5 separate regions of the Homo sapiens genome follow, and regions 1, 2, 3 and 5 are each linked to region 4. The links are chromatin contacts, found by Hi-C or POLR2A ChIA-PET in ENCODE. All regions are on one chromosome and are shown on one strand. Each heading gives the region's core, a stretch centred on a gene start or an enhancer-like site at or near the end of the contact. The rest is flanking DNA. Distances are from core to core; before and after follow the strand shown. Region 1 has its middle 30 kb from the start of PTPRJ. Region 2 overlaps PTPRJ (protein tyrosine phosphatase receptor type J). Region 3 overlaps PTPRJ (protein tyrosine phosphatase receptor type J). Region 4 holds the start of CELF1 (CUGBP Elav-like family member 1). Region 5 has its middle 61 kb from the start of PTPRJ.

Evidence for each region. Hi-C counts contacts between places; a loop is a spot of excess contacts on that map. ChIA-PET counts read pairs that join two places held with the same protein, here RNA polymerase II (POLR2A). Pooled maps may share reads with other maps.
Region 1: a pooled map shows a loop between it and region 4 (4-fold over the local background). The contact joins the enhancer-like site here to the promoter of CELF1 in region 4. A Hi-C loop is called at or near these places in 1 of 50 pooled maps. POLR2A ChIA-PET finds 5 or more read pairs at or near these places in 2 of 52 experiments (activated CD4-positive, alpha-beta T cell and activated T-cell).
Region 2: POLR2A ChIA-PET joins it to region 4 with 22 read pairs in activated CD4-positive, alpha-beta T cell. The contact joins the enhancer-like site here to the promoter of CELF1 in region 4. POLR2A ChIA-PET finds 5 or more read pairs at or near these places in 3 of 52 experiments (A673, OCI-LY7 and activated CD4-positive, alpha-beta T cell).
Region 3: a loop to region 4 is called in a pooled map, with 3 times the contacts of the local background. The contact joins the enhancer-like site here to the promoter of CELF1 in region 4. A Hi-C loop is called at or near these places in 8 of 50 pooled maps. POLR2A ChIA-PET finds 5 or more read pairs at or near these places in 3 of 52 experiments (GM12878, activated CD4-positive, alpha-beta T cell and activated CD8-positive, alpha-beta memory T cell).
Region 5: a pooled map shows a loop between it and region 4 (2.7-fold over the local background). The contact joins the enhancer-like site here to the promoter of CELF1 in region 4. A Hi-C loop is called at or near these places in 1 of 50 pooled maps. POLR2A ChIA-PET finds 5 or more read pairs at or near these places in 4 of 52 experiments (GM12878, activated B cell, activated CD4-positive, alpha-beta T cell and 1 more).

The regions. Positions count from the first base shown.
Region 1 is chr11:47,949,275-47,951,974 of GRCh38, forward strand. No RefSeq gene overlaps it. Among named protein-coding and RNA genes, the nearest start is that of PTPRJ, 30 kb to the right of the region's middle. Within about 2 kb of position 1,302, at least 7 of the 41 ENCODE cell types and tissues checked have a DNase peak (open chromatin) inside an H3K27ac peak, as active enhancers do.
Region 2 is chr11:48,049,097-48,051,962 of GRCh38, forward strand. The region is part of intron 1 of PTPRJ (protein tyrosine phosphatase receptor type J); the gene reads left to right. Among named protein-coding and RNA genes, the nearest start is that of MIR3161, 46 kb to the right of the region's middle. RefSeq lists enhancers at 1,771-2,272, 2,273-2,772. Within about 2 kb of position 1,407, at least 8 of the 41 ENCODE cell types and tissues checked have a DNase peak (open chromatin) inside an H3K27ac peak, as active enhancers do; they include OCI-LY7, where a contact is called at or near this core.
Region 3 is chr11:48,005,393-48,008,092 of GRCh38, forward strand. All of the region lies in intron 1 of PTPRJ (protein tyrosine phosphatase receptor type J), which reads left to right. Among named protein-coding and RNA genes, the nearest start is that of PTPRJ, 26 kb to the left of the region's middle. RefSeq lists an enhancer at 1,304-1,448 and a cis regulatory region at 1,367-1,384. Within about 2 kb of position 1,404, at least 15 of the 41 ENCODE cell types and tissues checked have a DNase peak (open chromatin) inside an H3K27ac peak, as active enhancers do; they include GM12878, where a contact is called at or near this core.
Region 4 is chr11:47,551,750-47,554,539 of GRCh38, forward strand. It overlaps CELF1 (CUGBP Elav-like family member 1), which reads right to left and starts at 1,383. Exons shown (of 15, transcript NM_001376376.1): 1 at 1,243-1,383. RefSeq lists enhancers at 1-270, 946-1,621 and silencers at 969-1,058, 1,129-1,658.
Region 5 is chr11:47,917,747-47,920,493 of GRCh38, forward strand. No RefSeq gene overlaps it. Among named protein-coding and RNA genes, the nearest start is that of PTPRJ, 61 kb to the right of the region's middle. Within about 2 kb of position 1,330, at least 23 of the 41 ENCODE cell types and tissues checked have a DNase peak (open chromatin) inside an H3K27ac peak, as active enhancers do.

The DNA.
Region 1 (2,700 bases), core at 52-2,551, 400 kb after region 4:
GGTGAAACCCCATCTCTACTAAAAATACAAAAAATTAGCCGGGCATGATGGTGCGCGCCTGTAATCCCAGCTACTTGGGAGGCTGAGGCAGAAGAATCACTTGAACTTGGGATGATTCAACCTGCGGATGTTGCAGTGAGCTGAGATCGGGCCAGTGCACTCCTGTCTGGGCGACAAAGCGAGACTCAGTCTCAAAAAAACAAAAACAAAAACAAGATCTGGTGAGGTTGCCTCACAATATTTTCTTGTGGTAGACACCATTAGTGACCTACCCAATGCAGTCTCCCTCCTTCCTGGCTCAGGAAATACCAGTTTTGCTGGGCACAGTGGCTCATGCCTATAATCCTAGCACTCTGGGAGGCCAAGGCAGGAGGATTGCTTGAGTTCAGGAGTTTGAGACCAGCTGGGTAATGTAGTGATACACCATCTCTACAAAAAATACAAAAATTAGCTGGGTGTGGTGGTGCGCGCCTGTAGTCCCAGCTCCTTGGGAAGCTGAGGTAGGAGGATTGCTTGAGCCTGGGCGGATGAGGCTGCAGTAAGCTGAGATTGTGCCACTACACTCCAGCCTGGGTGACAGAGCAAGACCCATCTCAAAAAAAAAAAGAAAGAAAGAAAGAAAGAAAGAAAAAGAGGCTGGACGTGGTGGCTCATGCCTGTAATCCCAGAACTGTGGGAGGCCAAGGCAGGTGGATTGCCTGAGGTCAGGAGTTTGAGACCAGCCTGGCCAACATAGTGAAACCCCGTCTCTACTAAAAATACAAAAAATTAACTGGGTGTGGTGGTGGGTGCCTGTAAACCCAGCTACTCAGGAGGCTCAGACAGGAGAATCGCTTGAACCCACAAGGTAGAGGTTACAGTGAGCCGAGATCACACCATTGCACTTCAGCCTGGGCAACAAAAGCGAAACTCTGTCTTAAAAAAAAAAAAAAAAAAAAAAAAAAAAGCCGGGCGCGGTGACTCACGCCTGTAATCCCAACACTTTAGGAGGCCAAGGCGGGCAGATCGCAAGGTCAGGAGTTCAAGACCTGCCTGGCCAATATGGTGAAACCCTGTCTTTAATAAAAATACAAAAAAATTAGCCGTGTGTGGTGGCATGCACCTGTAGTGCCAGCTACTTGGGAGGCTGAGGCAGGAGAATTGCTTGAACCCGGGAGGTGGAGGTTGCAGTCAGCCGAGATGGTGCCACTGCACTCCACCCTAGGCGACAGAGAAAGACTCTGACTCAAAAAAAAAAAAAAAAAGGAAAAAGAAAAAGAAACACCAGTTTCAGTTTCGTGGCCAGCCCTGGGTGGTAGATTCTTACATGCCTAAGCCAATAATGACGCTCTGTTTCCCACTTCCCCAGCCCCCCTTGCAGCTTTACCAATAAGACCTAAGGGGAGGTCTACTCTGGGGCTTCTGAGAAAGCTTTTGATTTTTTGACAAGAGGAAACATTTCCTACTTCCTCCCTTGGGACCACCCTGCCTCTCTGCCCCAAACTTAAACATAAGGGCTAGAACTCTGTGCAACTGGAAGGGTATGATCTGAGGGTTGTCAGCAGCAGTCATTTGCTAAAAGCCTGCTTGCTGAGGGGCTGCTACGGGCAAACACAGAGAGAAAAACAACAGGCCAGAGGGGGAGAAAAGTTGAGGCCTTATTTGAATGTCTAGATCCATCCATATCTAAAACCAGCATCATCCCTGAAATTCCAAGTGATGTGAGCAATGCAATGCCTTCCTTTTTCCCTCAGGATTATTTGAGATGGATTTCCATTATTTGCAACCAAAGGAGTCTGACCTATACTCCCTAGGCTCAGGTTTCCTGTCTTTTTTTTTTTGAAATGGAGTCTCACGCTGTCACCCAGGATGGAGTGCAATGGCATGATCTTGGCTCACTACAACCTCTGCCTCCTGGGTTCAAGGGATTCTCCTGCCTCAGCCTCCTGAGTAGCTGGGATTACAGGCATGCACCACCATGCCCAGCTAATTTTTGTATATTTAGTAGAGATGGGGTTTCACCATGTTGGCCAGGCTGGTCTTGAACTTCTGACCTCAAGTGATCTGCCCACCTTGGTCTCCCAAAGTGTTGGGATTACAGATGTGAGCCACCGCACCCGGCCAGGTTTCCTGTCTTTACAGTGAATGTCTAGTAGGGCTTCAGCCTTCCTCTGCCTGTGACACCTGGTGACTTTGACCGAGTGTTACAATGTGTGAGGGCTGCAGGTGCGCGTCCATCCCCCTGCCTATTCTCATCCTCAGCAGTTCCGCCCCCGAAGATAACTCTACTCTAGCCTCTTGGTCAAAAAGTGTCTCAAGGGAATGAGGATTGAAGAAACCTAGGATGTCACCACATACCAAGGCCACTTCAACTCCACAATGTCCTCAGAATGCCATTGCAACACTCTTGTTTGAGAAACACTGGGGTTAAGACATGGGAGTCAAAGAAAAGCAAGCAGGCTGGGTGCGGCGGCTCACGCATGTAATCCCAGCACTTTGGGAGGCCGAGGTCGATGGATCACCTGAGGTCGGGAGTTCGAGACCAGCCTGACCAACATGGAGAAACCCTGTCTCTACTCAAAATACAAAATTAGCTGGGCGTGGTGGTGGGCGCCTGTAATCCTAGCTACTCGGGAGGCTGAGGCAGGAGAATCGCTTGAACCTGGGAGACGGAGGTTGCAATGAGCCGAGATCGGGCCACTGCACTCCAGCCTGGGCAGC
Region 2 (2,866 bases), core at 157-2,656, 500 kb after region 4:
TTCTCAGCCTCGGCACTACTGACGTTTGGAGTCTGATGAGTCTTTGTTGTGAGCGCTGTCCTGTGCATTGCAGGATGTTAGGAGCATACTTGGCCTCTATCCACTAGATGCCAGTAGCACCCCCCTCCCAACTCTGCCCAGTTGTGACAGCCAAAATGTCTGCAGACATTGCCAGATGTCCCCTGGGGGACAAAATCTTGCCTAATTGAGAACCACCGAGTCATGGCAACCATTTCAAACCCTAAGCCAGGATGTACGTGGAGATGGAGAAAGGTACAACATTTAGAATTGGTACTGTTGGCTGGGCACGGTGGCTCACACCTGTAATCCCAGCACTTTGGGAGGCCAAGACGGGCAGATCACCTGAGGTCAGGAGTTCGAGACCAGCCTGGCCAATGCGGTGAAACCCCGTCTCTACTAAAACAAAACAAAACAAAACAAAACAAAACAAAACAAAACAAAACAAAACAAGTCGGGTGTGGTGGCGCACTTTTGTAATTCCATGTACTCGGGAGGCTGAGGCAGGAGAATCGCTTGAACCTGGGAGGTGGAGATTGCAGTGAGCCGAGATCGCGCCATTGCACTCCAGCCTGGGCGACAATAGTGAAACTCTGTCTCAAAAAAAAAAAAAAAAAAAAGAATTGGTACTATCTTAGAAAACCTGGAGCACCCTGCTGCTTTAACTGCAGCCCTCTGTGTGGGCAGACAGATTGACAGTGGGCTTAATGTGGGGTAACCTTTCATCATGAAAATTAAATTACACTGCAGGCCTTTTGTAGCCCTCCTATATGAAACCCTCTTAAAATATTTTCTTTTTGCAATGGAAGCTTGGGGGAAAAATCATAGTCTTAGATTTATTGAAGTTTTGTGGATAAAAGCACTTTTTATTAAAAAGAACCAGGTGAAAACTAGAAGGGCCTCTTTTGAGTCTGCTGACAGACACGTGGAGAATATATAGTCAGCGGAACATTCCTGTGCTTTCCGTAAAGCTGTGGATGAACCTGCCTTTCAGGTTTCGTAGCCTCTTCAGTCAGATGGTTTGAGAATGCGTGTTTTGTGGTGTATGCACACAGACTGTATGAGTTTGTTTTTTTACACATGACTAGTAAACCTGTCACATTTTGTCAAATGTGATTTTCTTTCTTTATTAAAATAGATTTTATTTTTAGAGTAGTTCTAGGTTCACAGCAAAATTGAGCAGAAGGTGCAGAGATATCCCATATACCCCTGGCCCCCACATATGCACGGCCTCCCCCGTTAGCAACACCCCCACCAGAGTGGAACAATCAATGAACGTACATTGACATATCACTATCACACAAAGTCCATAGTTTCTGTTAGAATTCATGCATAGCATTCTACATTCTGTGGGTTTGGACAAGGTATGATGACATGTAACTGTGATTTCCTCAATTCAATATGTATAGTTCCTGTTCACACATTTCTTCACACATTTGTTCCTCAGTGCTCAAATGCCTGCTGTATTCCAGGCTGTATTTGAAGCCCCTGAGCCTTTATTTGGAGAGTTCATTGAACATTAGAGCATGCAGTTTGCTGAGATGTCTTGTACTTAGAAAATCCAATTTATAAAAAACCTCAAATAGAACAGTAAATTTAGGGAATTTTTTTTTTCTGATGATAAAATTAGATAACTCTGTTGCATGGATTCTGTAAAACACAGCTCCCTCCTGTTACGCCATGAATTGGGTTCAATTTACAACACCCCTTTAGGCATACTTTTTCAGCAACACATGTCTGAGCCGAGGTGCACTGTGCCTCTTTCTGTAGCAGGCAGCTTTTAGGGGGTGTCCTAGTGGTCTTATGTTTTATACATCTCATGGGAGTGGCTGGTTTCTAGGAAATAGCTCACTTGCCAGTTTTGGTAACCCTAACAGAGCTGTTTTGCCAAGGCGTCTGGTGAATATTTCTGTCTTCCAGTCAGGACTAATATAGTACTTTTCAGAGGTGATAGCCAGTTAACTGATGACTTTTTTTTTTTTTTTTTTTTTTTTTTTTTGAGATGGAATCTCGCTCTGCCACCCAGGCTGGAGTGCAATGATGCGATCTTGGCTTACTGCAACCTCTGCCTCCCGGATTCAAGCGATTCTCCTGCCTTGCCTCCTGAGTAGCTGGGATTACAGGTGCGCACCACCACGCCTGGCTAATTTTTGTATTTTTGGTAAAGTCAGGGTTTTGCCATGCTGCTCAGGCTGGTGTCGAACTCCTGGGCCCAAGTGATCTGCTCACCTCGGCCTGCCGAAGTGCTGGCATTACAGGCGTGAGCCATTGCACCTGGCCGTGTTTTCTGTTTTTTATTTAGAGGAAGTCACTTGATCATGCTTTTCCCCCCACCCATGGCATAGGAAAATGATTCTTTTGCTGATTGTGCTGATTAAATGTGATGTGGAAAAACCTACTCCTGGTGTTCAGAGAGGTTTTCCAGGTCACAGTGGGGTGGGTCTCATCTGGACATCAGAATCATTATGTTAATGATAACTAAGAGCAGTTGACTGCTTACTATAAGCCAGCCACTGACCTCAGGGCATTGCATAACTGGCTTCCTTTACTCTTCACATCAGCCCTGTGGGCTTGGGAGTGAGACCTCTACCTAGTTTTTAAACAAATTACATAAACTTTTTGGGGCTCAGCTCCCTCATCTGAAAATCAGAAAATGATACTTCTCTGGCATTTTGAGCATGAGTTCAGGAGTCAGACTTCCTGGGTTTGAATTCTAGCTTCTTCTATGACTTTGAGCAAATTACTTTAACTTTGCTAAGCCTCAGGTTTCTCGTGTTGCATAGGCAGATGATAGTCATATCTGAATGTAACGAGAATCAAATGCAACCTGGGACACAGTGAACACTTG
Region 3 (2,700 bases), core at 154-2,653, 450 kb after region 4:
TTCTGTTTCTGTGAATTTACCTGTTCTATGTATTTCATGTGAGTAGAATCATACACTGTGTGTCCTTTTGATTCTGGCTATTTCGCCTAGCATAGTGTTTTCAAGGTCCATCCATGTTGGAGCAGGTATCACTGCTTTGTTCTTTTTTTATGGCTGAATGATATTTCATCACAGAGAGATACCATGTTTTGTTTATCCTTTTATGAGCTGATGGTCGTTTGGGTCATTTCTACTTTTTGGCTATTGTGAGTGACACTGCTATGAACGTTTGTCTACCAGTGTTTGTGTGGCCACGGGTTTTCAATGTGGGAGGATTTTGAACTGGGGAGTGGTGTTTGGAGCCTTTGGGTGGGGTGGGCTGTGAGGAGCCTGTGTGTGTGTCTGCCCTTACTGGGCTGGGTTTAGGGCAAGCTTCATGTGCTTCCTTTCTTTTAAGGGACTCTCTGAGACAGGGTTATTATCCCCTTTTTGCAGATGAGGGCACTCAGGCTCAGTGAGGTTAAATAAGCTGCATGGCTAGACAATGGCAGATAGCAGCCCTGTCCGGCTCTTAGCCAGCTTGCAGCCACCTGCCCCTGCTGGGCCAGGCGATTGCAGTGGTCTTGGCTGGGAGGGGCCCAGAGGCTGTGTGGTGCTGGAGAGAGGCAGCAGGCTGGACCTGGTTGGGCAAGGCTGAGTGGTTGTGGGATAAGAGGAGATGTTTCAGAGCAGCACCCACAGAACCGCTGTGATGGGAGAAACAAGACTTCGAGTTAGGAGAGTGGGTTGGACTCTTGGTGCAGCCTATGTGACCTTGGGCTGATCTTGTCTCTTTTGAGCATCACTTTCCTCATCTGGAACCTGGGGCTCTTGTGGCTTCCTGCCTCTCTCAAGGGTGATTCGGGAGGAAGAGTGGGAGAGAGAGAGAGAGAGGGAGAGGATGGAGGCGAGAGAGGTGGAGTGGGAAAGGAGGGCAGAATCTGCTAGAACCTGCAGAGCTCATAATCTAGGGGCGGGGAGGGACATGCAGCAGGTGCAGGCAGGTGTGGGAGGAAGTAGCCTGGTCATCTGGATGGACATCCCTGCCCATTCAGAGAAGCTCTGAACCCTGCAAAAGCTCCCACGTGGAGGCCAGTGAGCTGGTTATAATCCAGAGACTGTCAGTTTTTCCTAGTACATATTTGGACCTGAGCCTTTGTTTCTGCAAAGAGTCTGGTACTGACTCACACAGTGTCAGCAGCCCCCTTCCATCCCCTGGCACACCCCTCCCTCATTCCTACTGAGCATTACCTTAAAACCAGTGAGGTCTTTCTGGGTCTTAAAGGTCACCCAGTGTCCTTGCCTATCTGGGCCTGTCTCTGTTCAAGTGGCAAGGCGGACCATCCCCTTTATCACTGACTTGCAGCTTGCCTGGGTTTTGTAAAAAGCTTGTCATTGCCAGTTAGAAAATAAAGACAGAAACCTCCCCTTTGGCATTGGTATCGTGATGACTTGCTCTTGTTCTGACTCTATTTTGCTGGCTTGTTATGAGTCAGTCATTTTTTTTTAATGAAATGAATACCTTTGTCTTAATATGAAGCTAGGCATATATGATAAAGGTTAGATGATTTTTCAAATATGAAATCAGAATTCTACCCATACTCCCAAATTAGAGAGCAGTCTGATGTGTTCCCCTTTACTGTGACCAGTGGCTTCATAGGGGACCTAGTTATGAGTCCTGTTTCTTTTTTTTTTCTTTTTTTATTTTGAGACTGAGTCTCGCTTTGTCTCCCAGGCTGGAGTGCAGTGGCGCAATCTCTGCTCACTGCAAGCTCCGCCTCCCGGGTTCACGCCATTCTCCTGCCTCAGCCTCCCGAGTAGCTGGGACTACAGGTGCCTGCCACCACGCCCGGCTAATTTTTTGTATTTTTTTTTTTTTTAGTAGAGATGGGTTTTCACCATGTTAGCCAGGTTGGTCTCGATCTCCTGACGTCGTGATCCGCCCACCTCGGCCTCCCAAAGTGCTGGGATTACAGGCATGAGCCACCACACGGGGCCAGGCCTTTTTCTTTTCTTTTTTTTTTCCTCACTGTGTCACCCAGACTGTAGTGCAGTGGCACAATCTTGGTGCAACCTCCGTCTCCCAGGTTCAAGCGATTCTTGTGCCTCAGCCTCCTGAGTAGCTGGGATTACAAGCATGTGCCACCACACCTGGCTAATTTTTCTATTTTTAGCAGAGATGGGGTTTTGCCATGCTGGCCAGGGTGATCTTGAACTCCAGACCTCAAGTGATCTGCCCGCCTCCCAGAATGCTGGGATTACAGGTGTGAGCCACTGCACCCGGCTGAGGCCTTTTTCTTCTGTGCGTTCCTGCTGTCTTCCCTCCAGGCAGCAGCAAGCTGGTAGGAGCTGTACTTGTGAGTTGACATCATGATGTACAGTCACTGGTCACTTATAAAACTGGGCAGGCCCAGAGCAGGAAGGGTCATTGAGGGTCATCTAATGCAAACCGTTTACTTTAGAGATGTTGAAACCAAGGCGCAGAGAGGGGAAGTGACTTGCCCAAGACCACACAGCTAATATCACTGTGAGCCCAGGTTCCTGGCTCCAGTTCCTGGTTCTTTCTGCCCCCTTCTTCCCGACACTAAAGATACAGTGGTGAGCACACAGGGTATTCAGTAACGTATCTATTTTTGACCTGTTTTTAATGGAGGCTGAATTGGGCTTTTAGGGTTGAGTTCT
Region 4 (2,790 bases), core at 133-2,632:
CGCCTGTAATCCCCAGCACTCTGGGAGGTCGAGGCGGGTGGATCACCCGAGGTCAGGAGTTCGAGACCATCCAGCCTGATCAACATGGTGAAACCCCGTCTATACTAAAAATACGAAAATTAGCCAGGCCTGGTGGCACATGCCTGTAATCCCAGCTACTTGGGAGGCTGAGGCAGGAGAATTGCTTGAACCTGGGGAGGTTGCAGTGAGCCGAGATAGCGCCACTGCACTCCAGCCTAAGCAACAAGAGCGAAACTCCGTCTTAAAAAAAAAAAAAAAAAAGATGAAGTTCTTGTAAAAGATTCATTATTTGTAACCTCTTACACTGCACACATTATAAAGCATTTCATGCTCTTTAAAACTGTTATACAGCCTTTTTACTCGAAGGTAATAAACCTACAGCTCTCTCCTGGCGAGAAAGAGATTCCATTTTGCGGAAACAGATTCCAGTCAAAATCTTACCACATTCCCCTCAACTATGGGTATGAGCCTAAACCAATGAGAAGCTCCTTGGTGCATGTGTAATGGTCTCCAAGAATTACAACAACATCCTACCCGGAGGACCACAACCACGACACCACTGGCTTTAAAATCAAAGCCTGGTCCCTAGCGAAGAAAGCGCTTTAATGTGCTCCTCCCGCTCCCGGGTGCGAGATTCCTGCCCAGCTACTAGGCCACGACTGGGTGAGCACCTGATGTGGGGGGAGGGCGAGCCAAGGCCGTAGCGGATCTGGGGCGAGGAACGAGGGGCTCTCGAGGCTCGGGAAAAGCGCTGCCTTCTAGGGGCGCGGACCCTTCGGCACCCACAGGAGTGGACACTAAGAACACGTGAGACGACAGGGGCAGAGATGGGGTGTCCCGGGCAGGTAGCCTGGGTCCAGCACGGCAGCCAGAAAGACGAGGAAAACGGAGCTGGCCCTGGGCAGGGCACGAGGCCTCTGAGCCTAGAGAGTGAAGGTAAAGGGCGCGGGGAGAGGAAGCAAAGCCACGAGGAGGGCGGGTCTCCCTGGGCGCGGGGGCACGCGCTGGGCAAACGCGACAGGACCCGGGGAGCCGGGGACCCCGACATGCAGGAGGAGATCGCAGCCCTACCCCAGGACGCAGGGAACGAGAAAAGGCCGCGCCCGGAGGGCCCTGTGACCCGCGGCCTCCCTAACCGGACCCGCCCCGCGGCGCCTCCCTCTTGCCTTTTTTCCCCTCCCTCCCTCCCGCGGCCCGTTATCCTGCGGCCGCAGCACTCACCAGCGGCTGCACCTGAGCCTGCCGCTGCCTCAGTTGCTGCCTGCGCCTCCGCAGCCGCCGCCGCCGCCTCGCTGCTGAGGCCGAATCCCGGGGGAGCCTCCGCGTCCCGCCGCCGCTGCCGCTGCCGCCAGAGCAGAACACCCCAAAATGGCGGCACTTCCGGCACCTACCACCGGCGGGGAGGGCAGAGGAGGAGGGGGAGCGCGGCGAGGGGGAACGTATCACCGCGGCGCCGCCCGCAGCGCCGATGCGAGCGGAGCGCGGCGTAGGGGCGGGCCGAGCGCCGGGCGCTGCAGCGCCCCCTCGGGCTGGGAAGTGGAGGAGCAGCCGCACCTAAGCCCCTGGGGCCGCGGGCGGAGCCCTCAACCTAGGGAGCTGCAGGGGCGCATCTCTTTGTCTCCGATCCCTACTGGAGGGAAGAGCCAGGCCTGGGAATCTGAAGTTCTCGACTCCGCCCATCGCACCCACAGGAGCTCTAGATGACCCTGGTGGGCAAGGAGGCACCCCTACTGGGCACTGAATAGGAGCATAATAAGATATTTGTTGAATAAATGGATGAGTGAGTGACTGGTGCTTGGCCAGCGTTGGGCACATGGCACGCCCCTTTTTGCCCCAGCAGACAAGCAACAGCATCCAGGCCTTCCTTCTTTGCTGGGATGTGAATATGTGTGTTCCAAGTGCAGGGAGTGCTTTTTAGCAAGATAATCAGTGTGAACGCACAACCTGGCAACGATCGCTGCGACATAAGGAAGTTCACAAAGATTCTATTAAGAGACCGATTGCCCAGCCATAACCTGCTTTTACCGAAAAAAAAATATATATATATATTTTTTTTTCTTAACTCAGGTTAGGTCTCTAAAGACTTCCTCCTGAGTTACTCTGGAATCCCTGGGTCTAGATGGAACGCAAGCAGTACAATTTGTTGTTGTTGTTGTTGTTGTTTAAGCCAACATTTATTCCTAGGTTCCAGACCTTGTGAGGCAGTTAAATGCAGATTAAGAAAGAAAACTTTGTTCTGGAAGCTTTTGGCCCCATCAACATGCAAATAACTCATGGGATGGTTTCTCTCTAACATCATCTGGCTTCCCAGAGAATATAATTTTTATACCCACAAATACTGATTATATCCTACCTTACCACAAACAACAAGTGGGCTTCCAAGCAGAAGCCTCAAGGGTTTTCCTCTTTCGCCTTTGGGGGGGAAAAAAACTAACCAGAGTTTTTCTGGTACCATATAGTCCTTAAATTGTACATGATCATATTCCCTAATTGTACTGGGTAGTTTTATATACATTCATAATGCTGATATATGATCTTGTTCTTGTTAATAGTTTTATGTGTAGTTGACTGAAAACATCCTATATTTATAGACCATTATAGCTTACAGAATGTTGTCACAAATATTACCATATATTTGCTGCTATAGGTTGTAGAAATGTTTCAAGCAGAGAGTCTGTCTCCTTTTGTGCTCCATAGAATCATGTGGATATCCACATGGCTCACTTCCTCACCTCCTTCAGACTTTGACTTAAGTGTCACCTTCTCAGT
Region 5 (2,747 bases), core at 80-2,579, 370 kb after region 4:
GCTGGTCTTGAACTCCCGGCCTCAAGTGATCCGCTAGCCTTGGCCTCCCAAAGTGCTGGGATTACAGGCATGAGTCACTGCGCCTGGCTCAGATTCACATTTTCTTCCTTGTTTATTCACATTTGTGAACAGCTGGCCAAAATCAGGCGGTGGCTTGGAGTTGCAGAGGGGGCAGGATTGGACCCAGGACCTTGTCTGTAAAGCACTTCAGCCAGCCTCCAGTCCTTGAGTGGTGCTTTGCAATCTTGTGAAGCATTACATGTGAAAAGCCTATCCAGCCTGCTACCCGCCCCAGACCCTTTACTGGCCAGAGGAATGTGATGCTCCGATTGGCCAACCCTGAGTCACATGCCCACTCTTGGAGCGGAAAGTGAAGTGAACTCCAGGAAATGAATTTCTTTGAGGAGCAGAGCCTGAAAAGGGTGTGTAGCTGGTGCCCTGATAATAAGCCGGGGATGAAGACACCAGAACGAAGGGTAAATGGATGCCAGGTGGCAAAACCACACATGCCCACCCTTCTGGTTGCTAAGCAACATTTTGTTTTTCTGCTCTGGTTCCTCTTCTGTTCTGCAAAGCTCGCCTAGCACAAGGGCTGACCATTCTGGAGTTGGAAGAGGGCCAAACCCAGGGGCCTTGAGTGAAGTGTAAAGAGATCTGGGCTGGAGATTTGGGTTTTAGTCCTGATATTGCCACGTACTTTCTTCCCTCCCTGAGTCTCAGTTTTTTCTTCAGCTGTAAGACGAGGAGACTGAATAGAATCTCTGTGGGGTCCTTGCAATTTACTAGGCTGGGTTCTGGGCAATGTCACAGGCAGTGGGGGCCTCCTGTGCCTCTCATATTATATCTTAGAAGTGAAGGCAGCTTTCTCTGAACATGGGCAATCCCTGCCATGGAACGTGGCTTGCTAGAAAGTGCCTCAATCTTGGCATTAGATGATTTGTTTTGGTTTCTGATCTTAATTTTGTGTTTTTTTTTTTTTGTTTGTTTGTTTTTGAGACTGAGTCTCGCTCATCACCCAGGCTGGAGTGTGGTGGCACGATCTCGGCTCACTGCAACCTCCGCCTCCCGGGCTCAAGCAATTCTCCTGCCTCAGCCTCCTGAGTAGCTGAGACTACAGGCGCATACCACCATGCCCAGCTAAGTTTTGTTTTTAGTAGAGACGGGGTTTCACCATGTCGGCTACGCTGGTCTTGAACTCCTGACCTCAGATGATCCACCCACCTTGGCCTCCCAAAGTTATGGGATTACAGGTGTAAGCCACTGCACCCAGCCCCTGTCCTTAATTTCTGACTCCTCCTAATACCTGTGCAACCCAGGCAAATTACTTAACCTCTCTGAACCTTCTCATATAAAGTAGAGTTAAGGATAATCCCTCAAAAATTGTTGAGAGAATCAAATGAAACAATGGATGTGAAAGTGCTTTGTAAGCCCCAAAGTGCTGTGCAAATGGAGGGCCCATCCACCCAGGGTCCCTGTCTCCCAGGCCATTGTGGTTCTGGGACTTGGTGCTCCTGAGAAAAGGCTAGTGCCCACATTCAATGAGCATGAGTCATTCCACAGTGCATGTCTTTTAGTTGTATTTATTCTAAACCTTGTGTTTCTGCGTGTAAGTGCCACATCAGGGGGTGACCTGAAGCAACTGTGAGGATGGGTGAAAAACAAAGGTCACTGATTATTCCAAATTTTGCACAATCTATCCTGGAGTCTTGGTCTGGGGGCCCAGGACCCAGCAGCTGGCAGTGAGGGAGCAGGAAGCCAGGCCCTGCCCTTCTTTTCTGAGCATTCTGTCCCTCCGAGCAAGCCTTTGGACAGAAGCCTCCCTCTGACCTGTCTAGTGGGGCTGGGATAGCTGCATCCACTCTGATACCTCACAGTCATCTCAAATTAACATGTATGTTTTAGGAAGCTGGGGAGGGAGGATCACTTGAAGCTAGACGTTCAAGACCAGCCTGGGCAACAAAGTGAGACCCTGACTCCACTAAAAATTTAAAAATTAGCTAGGTGTGGTTGTGTGCACCTGTAGTCCAAGCTACTCAAGCAGCTGAGGTGGGAGGATTGCTTGAGCCCAGGAGTTTGAGACTGCAGTGAGCTATGATCACACCACTGTACTCCAGCCTAGGTGATAGAGTAAGATCCTATCTCTAAGAAAAAAAAATTAACACCTTCAAAATAGATCTCTTGATCTTGGTCCTCACCTCCAAGATCAGTTTTCACCCAGTTTTGTAAATGTCACCTACAGCCGTTCAGTCTCTCATGCCAGATACCTGTGACCCTGAACATCTCTCTCTTTTATCCTGCCACAATCCATCATTAAATCCTAACTATTGGCCAGGCGCGGTGGCTCACACCTGTAATCCCAGCACTTTGGGAGGCTGAGGCGGGCAGATCACAAGGTCAGGAGATCGAGACCATCCTGGCTAACACGGTGAAACCCTGTCTCTATAAAAATACAAAAAATTAGCTGGGCCTGGTGGCGGGTGCCTGTAGTCCCAGCTACTCCGGAGGCTGAGGCAGGAGAATGGCATGAACCAGGGAGGCGGAGGTTGCAGTGAGCCGAGATCGCGCCACTGCACTCCAGCTGGGGGATAGAGCGAGACTCCATCTCAAAAACAAAAAACAAACAAACAAAAAACCTAACTCTTCCCCCTCTAAAGCATACTTCAATTCCACTCATTTTTTCCCATTCCCATTACTACTACCCCTGTCTGAGACACTGCCATTTCTTACCTAACTAGTAACTTGTAGCT